Linked DNA regions of Homo sapiens: region 1 is linked to region 2. A link is a contact called in ENCODE Hi-C or POLR2A ChIA-PET data. All regions are on one chromosome and are shown on one strand. The core of a region is the stretch at or near the end of the contact, and the rest is flanking DNA. Distances in the headings are between cores, read along the strand shown.

What was found. Hi-C counts contacts between places; a loop is a spot of excess contacts on that map. ChIA-PET counts read pairs that join two places held with the same protein, here RNA polymerase II (POLR2A). Pooled maps may share reads with other maps.
Region 1: a loop to region 2 is called in a pooled map, with 3 times the contacts of the local background. The contact joins two enhancer-like sites. A Hi-C loop is called at or near these places in 2 of 50 pooled maps. POLR2A ChIA-PET finds 5 or more read pairs at or near these places in 3 of 52 experiments (AG04450, HepG2 and activated T-cell).

Annotation. Positions count from the first base shown.
Region 1 is chr16:70,736,164-70,739,285 of GRCh38, forward strand. The region is part of intron 13 of VAC14 (VAC14 component of PIKFYVE complex); the gene reads right to left. Among named protein-coding and RNA genes, the nearest start is that of VAC14-AS1, 17 kb to the right of the region's middle. RefSeq lists enhancers at 1,658-1,817, 1,790-2,320, 2,222-2,391. Within about 2 kb of position 1,513, at least 30 of the 41 ENCODE cell types and tissues checked have a DNase peak (open chromatin) inside an H3K27ac peak, as active enhancers do.
Region 2 is chr16:70,506,979-70,510,369 of GRCh38, forward strand. COG4 (component of oligomeric golgi complex 4) reads right to left here. Exons shown (of 19, transcript NM_015386.3): 6 at 2,938-3,043; 7 at 2,253-2,410; 8 at 1,428-1,486. Among named protein-coding and RNA genes, the nearest start is that of COG4, 15 kb to the right of the region's middle. Within about 2 kb of position 1,978, at least 2 of the 41 ENCODE cell types and tissues checked have a DNase peak (open chromatin) inside an H3K27ac peak, as active enhancers do.

The sequences.
Region 1 (3,122 bases), core at 263-2,762, 230 kb after region 2:
GAGCATGGTGTTTAAGCCTCAGTTTCCTCATCTGTAAAGTGAGTGCAGTAAGAGCCCCTATTAAATGAGATAAAAACATGTAATGTGCCGGGTCCGGAGCCTGCCGCACAGTCTGCACTCAGTACACGGGGGCTCCTTTTTATTAGCAAGCGTCCCATAGCGCAGAGCACTGCGCAGGGCAGACCGTTCTCATTCTGAGTCTCAGAATGGATGTCTGGGGGCTGGTCTGAAATGTCTGAGTGGGGAGATTTCATTTCTGGCACAAATTCACAGTGCTCTATCAGGATGCTCTGAGGAAGAAGGGGGGCCACCTGTGACCCCCACACATCTGGGGAGGGAGATCAGCCCATCTCTCCGCTGACAGTCTGGCTAAAGATGGCAGAAGAGAAGGGCTGGGCTGCTCTGGACACAACTCTGAACTCCTTAGCCACAGCCCCTAGTGTGGACCCAAAATGGACTCTCAATGTCCAGGCTGCCCCTTGGACCCTGGAGCTGAGGCCCTTAGTGGAAGGGAGGAGGAGGGCAGTGTCACAGCTGCGAGAAGCCGCAGCAAGCGATTCACATCCTCAGCTGAGTGCAGCTCAGCCCTCACAGTGCTCCCAAGGCTTAAAGACTTTCTGCCCTCCCCAAGACAGGGTTGGGAGCCTTGGGAGGGGCTGCATTGAGACCACAGGTTTGAGCAGGGCAGTCTTTTCCCAGCAGGGGAGGTGGGGAAAGGGGCCACACTTGAAGGGGCAGGGAGGGCGGGCTGGACAGGGATGGGAAAGGCCTCAGTGCTCAGCAGGACAGGGTGGGGGCTGCTCGCTCTTTCCCAGCCTCAGTGGCCCCCATCGCCCCCAGCCACTCTGTTGATCTGAGCTGCCCTTTGGCTTGAGATGCTCTCTGAGGCAGGGCTGCAGGCTCAGGAGGAGGAGATGGGTGGAGAGAGAACAAGCTCACCCCGGGAGGGTGACTACAGGAGAAATGGGCCCCTCAAGTATGCTGATTTCCGCCTCACTGCTGCCTGCTCTTCCGCCCACCTCCGGCTCTGGCTCATCTGCTCTTGTAAGCAGGGTCCTGGGCTGGGTGCTGCAGGCGCATGAGGAAAGTGGGAGCCGGGACGGGGCAGCTCAGGGCACGCCCTCCAACACTGCGCTCCGAGGACCTCAGCGGTTTTACTCAGGGGTGCCACTGAGGCACAGCCCCCTGTAGATGGTGGGCAGCTGCTGCAGCAGGGGGCGAGGGAGAGGGGGGCCCACAACCCGGCTGTGTGTCTCGGGAGACAGGCTCTCTTTGAGGGGCCCAGGAGAGTGGGATTTCCATTCCCCAATCCTGCAGAGGGCAGGAGCATGAGGGAGAGTGCCATCCCTCAGCTGAAGGCCACTGTGCCTTGTATTTCTGGTTTGGGCAAGTGAGGAGCCTGCCAGCCCCTGGCAGGAAGTGCACGTGACCGGCGGCTGGCCAGGGGCACAGAGACGCACTCCACACAGAAACCCAGGCTGGCGGGGTGGGCGGCCGGGGAGCCAGCCCTGCAGATGTTACTAAGTGAAACCTGATGTGGTGACATGAGAATCCACAGAACGTCTCACAAACAACCTGCCCCGGGATGTTTTGGATTGAGTTTTGTGGTTATGACGTGAAGAAACCTCACATGTCAGGATAAAAATAACCCTGGCTTCAGTACATAACGCGAGTTACAGTTCAACAGAACCAGATGTGAAAACGTCAGCCACCCAGTTCAGGCCCAGCAGGGTCCCTGCTCCACTCCGGCCTCCCTCCCTGCTGGGGTTGGGGTCCATGTGCCCGGACAGCCCGTTGTGGGCTCAAGATCTGCTGCCTGGAGGATACAAGGGAAGGGCCAGAGGCCGCTCAGGGGAGGCAGCACCACCTTCTCCGAGGCCAGCTCCTCTTCTGTGAACCAGGCAGGGCTAAAGAGCATCAAGTCGTGCTTGGCACAGGAAGTGGTCCACAGAAGGGGTGGGTGATGGAGAGGCTGGTATGGAACCAAGAGGACAGGGTGGGGAAGGGGCAGTTTCCCCCAAGAATCAAGTGGCTGGGAGAAAGGGAGGCTGAGCAGGGTCTTGGGGGTGTAGAGTCTGCAGAACTGGAGGGGGTGCACAGCTACGTAGACAAAGGCCGCCGCAATGGCACCAACTCGGGAACCCACTCAAGGGGCAATCACTTTCTCATCTGTGGGCCGGCCTGGGTCGGCAGGACAGGAGCGCCGGAGGCATCAATCATAGCCAGGAGACTTTGCAGCTGCTCAGGTCAGAGCGAGAGAGAAGCCGATGGGATGCAGCAGGGCCCAGTGGGGACTTCCAGCTGACGCGGCAGTGGAGAGGTCATATAGCAGTCTGCCACCGGGAAAGAGCTATTGCTGCAGGGTGAGGGCTGGGGCCAAAGGCAGCGAGGAGAGGGTGTGGAGGAAGGCACCCCCTGCTGGTGGAGCAGGGGGGCTGGACTGCTGGGGCTTCCAACTGGACAAGGGAGGGCCTGGCAGCACGGGTATGAGAGGATGCCATTCTGGGCAGCAGTGCCGGGGGCCTCAGGCTCAGGTGATTGGTGCCCCTGCCTTCCATTATTTTAATAAACTTTCAAAAATAGGTACTGACCCTTACTGGGCACCTGGTGCCAGGGATTCCGGGGTAAGTAAACTTGGCCTGTGTGGCCTGCCATGACGCTATTCAAACTGAGCTGATGACACAAATCACCCAGCACTGGGCGACGCTGAGGAGCCTCCGCATGCACTTCCAGCTGGGGGTCTAAGAGGTCACAGCCAGGAGGGAACAGATGTGAACTTCACCACCCACCCAGGCAGCCTGAGATAAGCAAGTGTGTTGGAACAGAGGGGCAGGAGAAGCTGGGATCTCCAGGGAAGCCTCCCACAGGGGCCCTCTGCACCGGCCTGTAATAACTAGGACACAAGCAAAGGCCCCCTTCACATGCAGGGAGCATTTAGCCTAGCCCTTGCCATGTGGGAGCTCACAGAGCCCCCAGGCACCCCAGCACCTGGTTTATAGAGAGGGAAGAAGTAGCAGTGAGGTAGGACCCTTGTCCGAGGTCACGGGATGGATGGGCAAAGCAGGGCTGTGAATCTAGATCCCTCTGACCCCAGTGCTCGTGATCCCTACTGCTGCTTCCTG
Region 2 (3,391 bases), core at 728-3,227:
TTGGGAGGTGAGAGGATCACTTGAGCCCAGGAGTTCGAGACCAGCCTAGGCAACATGGCAAAACCTCGTCTCTACAAAAAATACAAAAATTAGCCCAGCATGGTGGTGTACAATATGTGTACACCAGCTACTGATATGTGTCCCAGCTACTCGGGAGGCCGAGGTGGGAGGATTGCTTGAGCCCAGAAGGTCAAGGCTGCAGTGAGCCAGGATCATACCACCGTACTGCAGTCTGGCCTGGGCAACAAAATAAGACCCTATCTCAAAAAAGCAAAAAAACCCCAAAACAACAACAAAAAAAAACTGTATCGGTATACACAAGAGGGTTCCCATAATATTATACCTTTTCTATGTTTCTATGGTACAGTACATAATACTGTACCTCTTCTATGTTTAGATATGTTTAGATATACAAGTACTTACCATCGTGTTATAATTGTCTATGGTATTCAGTATAGTAATATGCCATGCAGGTTTATACCCTAGGAGTAATAGTTTGTATCATATAGCCTAGGTGTGTAGTAGGCTAAGTACACCCTACGATGTTGACACAATGGAAATCGTCTAATGATGTATTTCTCAGAATGTACTCCAGTTGTTGGCAGGGTATGGTGGCTCATGCCTATAATCTCAGCATTTTGGGAGGCTGAGGTGGGCGGATCACTTAAGGTCAGGAGTTCGAGACTAACCTGGCCATCATGGCAAAACCCTGTCTCTACTAAAATTATAAAAAATTAGCTGGGAATGGTGGTGCACGCCTGTAGTTCCAGCTACTTGGGAGGCTGAGGGAGGAGAATCGCTTGAACCTGGGAGGCAGGGGCTGTAGTGAGCCAAGATAATGCTACTGCACTCCAGCGTGGGTGACAGAGTGAGACTCTGTCTCAAAAAAAAAAAAAAGTATTCCAGTCATTAAATGACACGTGATTGTACTGATTATAATTTATTATTTATTTATTTTTTGAGACAGAGTCTCGCTCTGTAACCCAGGCTGGAGTGCAGTGGTGCAATCTTGGCTCACTGCAACCTCCGCCTCCTGGGTTGAAGTGATTCTCCTGCCTCAGCCTCCCGAGTAGCTGGGACTACAGGCACGCACCACCATGCCCAGCTAATTTTTGTATTTTTAGTAGAGACGGGGTTTCACCATATTGGCCAGGCTGGTCTCGAACTCCCGACCTTGTGATCCGCCTGCCTTGGTCTCCCAAAGTGCTGGGATTACAGGTGTGAGCCACCGCGCCCGGCTGATTATGACTGATTACACAATTTATTTATATATACTTTTGTTCATATGATACATTGCACTGAAAAATAAGAGTAATTGATAAAATATTTTAAAAACATAGACCACATTGTAACAGAGTAGTCTGAATTATATTACATGATTACCAATTCAAACTCCTGTGGGCTGAAGAAGAGAGAAGGATTATTACCTTGGTTCGATTTTTTCTGTTGTAGAATTTCTCATCAGGTTGTTCTGAACATGCCGGAACTGCAACATACCACAGGAATGAGAATATTCTTCCCCACCCCCACATCTATTGGCCTCTTGCTGGTCACTCCAAACTTTTGGCATACAAGAACATTTAGATTTAGTTTGTTTACCAGGTTTACCTTCCCTTCAAGCCAGCAGTGGGCTTTCAGGATGACAGGCCAAAGATTTGTTTTTGGGTTGGATGCTAATAATACTCACCTCTATTACTGTGCTTAAAAGTCATGCTAATGGTGTTCCAATAGACTACTGTTTATAGTCTCCTAGTCTGGAGTTCTAGAAATACAATTGTATGAGGCCACTCCTATTTCTATGTCGTACTTTTACTTTCTCTGCTCAAAAGAAGGAAAAAACAAAGTTCTGAAAAAGCAAACGTTATCTTTAACATCTTAGGAATGAAGGGGAAATTGGAGACAATTACTTGGACACTTAATAGGACCTCAAGAAATAGAATTGTCATTATATCATTAGAGGGCACTGTTGCACATTTTGTGATAGAGAACTGGTTTACTACTTCTGCTGTGTTCTTTTCAGGAAGCTCTTTTTATTTCCGTTTTGGTCTTGAACTGAGGCCATCATCATCTCGACAACACCTCAAGTCCAAAGTAAGCTGTCAATGGGCAAGATGCAGGCCAGTGTGCGCTTAGCATTTATTTTTCTCCTGTCTGCACCTTTTTTTTCACTTTTTCAAACCCTACAATTTATTCTACTCAGTGTTCCTCGCTAAAGCTGCTACCAAACCCTACCTGTAGCTTCCCCTGCTCACCTGCTGGTGGTAGTCCCTTTGCTTGATGAACTTGTCTACCACCTTCTCCACCTGTCTGTCACATTCCACCTGCAGATATTTGATCAGGGTATAGAGTCTCCCTGGCCCATAATAGGTCTCCACTATTGGCTGGTGGGTCTCCACAATGCGGGCAATCCCTAGAAGGGAGGAAGCAATAGGGTTATATTCCAAGTATTCTTCCTACAAAATAAACTTGCTCCCATCCAGGACTAACCGAAGGTCTAGCTCAATCCTTTTGGCTGCTTCACTTTCTAAAATGAACACAAATAGGCCTAGTCAATGCTAGGGGTTGCTAGGCAAATATGTTAAATATGTACAGTGCTTGGTACACCAGCAGGCATTTGGTAAGTTACATTGATACTGTTTTCTACAGCAGCATCTTTGGAAATCAGCATCACTCGCTTTCCAGTAATTTATTTTAGGGTTAAATTTATTCGTACAGAGTTTGGGGTTTGAGGGTTAGGTAGGATCAAAACACTGGAGAGACTCTAATCTTTGCTAATCAGGCACTGAATCTGGAAGTTATTTAATTCTCCAATCAATTAATACACAATAAACTACATGATTAAATTAAAGTCATCAGGCTAGAAGGGTGAGAAGAAAGGCTAGGATGCAGGTGTCATATACAGTCTCCAGTCTCTCTAGAGCGGAGAAAGAGGCTCACCTTCAAACAGAAGAGTAAGTGTATCTGCAAAGATGACTGCAGCTCTCCGATCACTCATGTCTGTCCCCAGCACCATGAGCAGATTCTCCTCAGCTTTACTGGCCACCTAAAAAAGGAGAAAACCCACACACATTCCTCAGAAAGGTCACCCTCATACCAGGTATATCTCAGTTTTCCAAAAATCCTCCCATTGACTTTCTTTTTTTTCACATTTCCCTTGATGTCTGGAAGCCCAGGCAGCACAGAGGAAACTCCCTTGAGGGACAGTCTGAGCCTCAGGCAGGACAAGGAAAGTGAGCATGGTGTAGCTCCTCTTCCATTATTTTCTTCTCTTGGAAAATATGGACTGCCATTAGCCAAGGGAGAGAGTCCCCAGTTTCAACAATCTTCTCAAAGGGTAACTTTCTATTATTTTTTAAAATAAGACAGAAACTCACTCTGTTGCTCAGGCTGG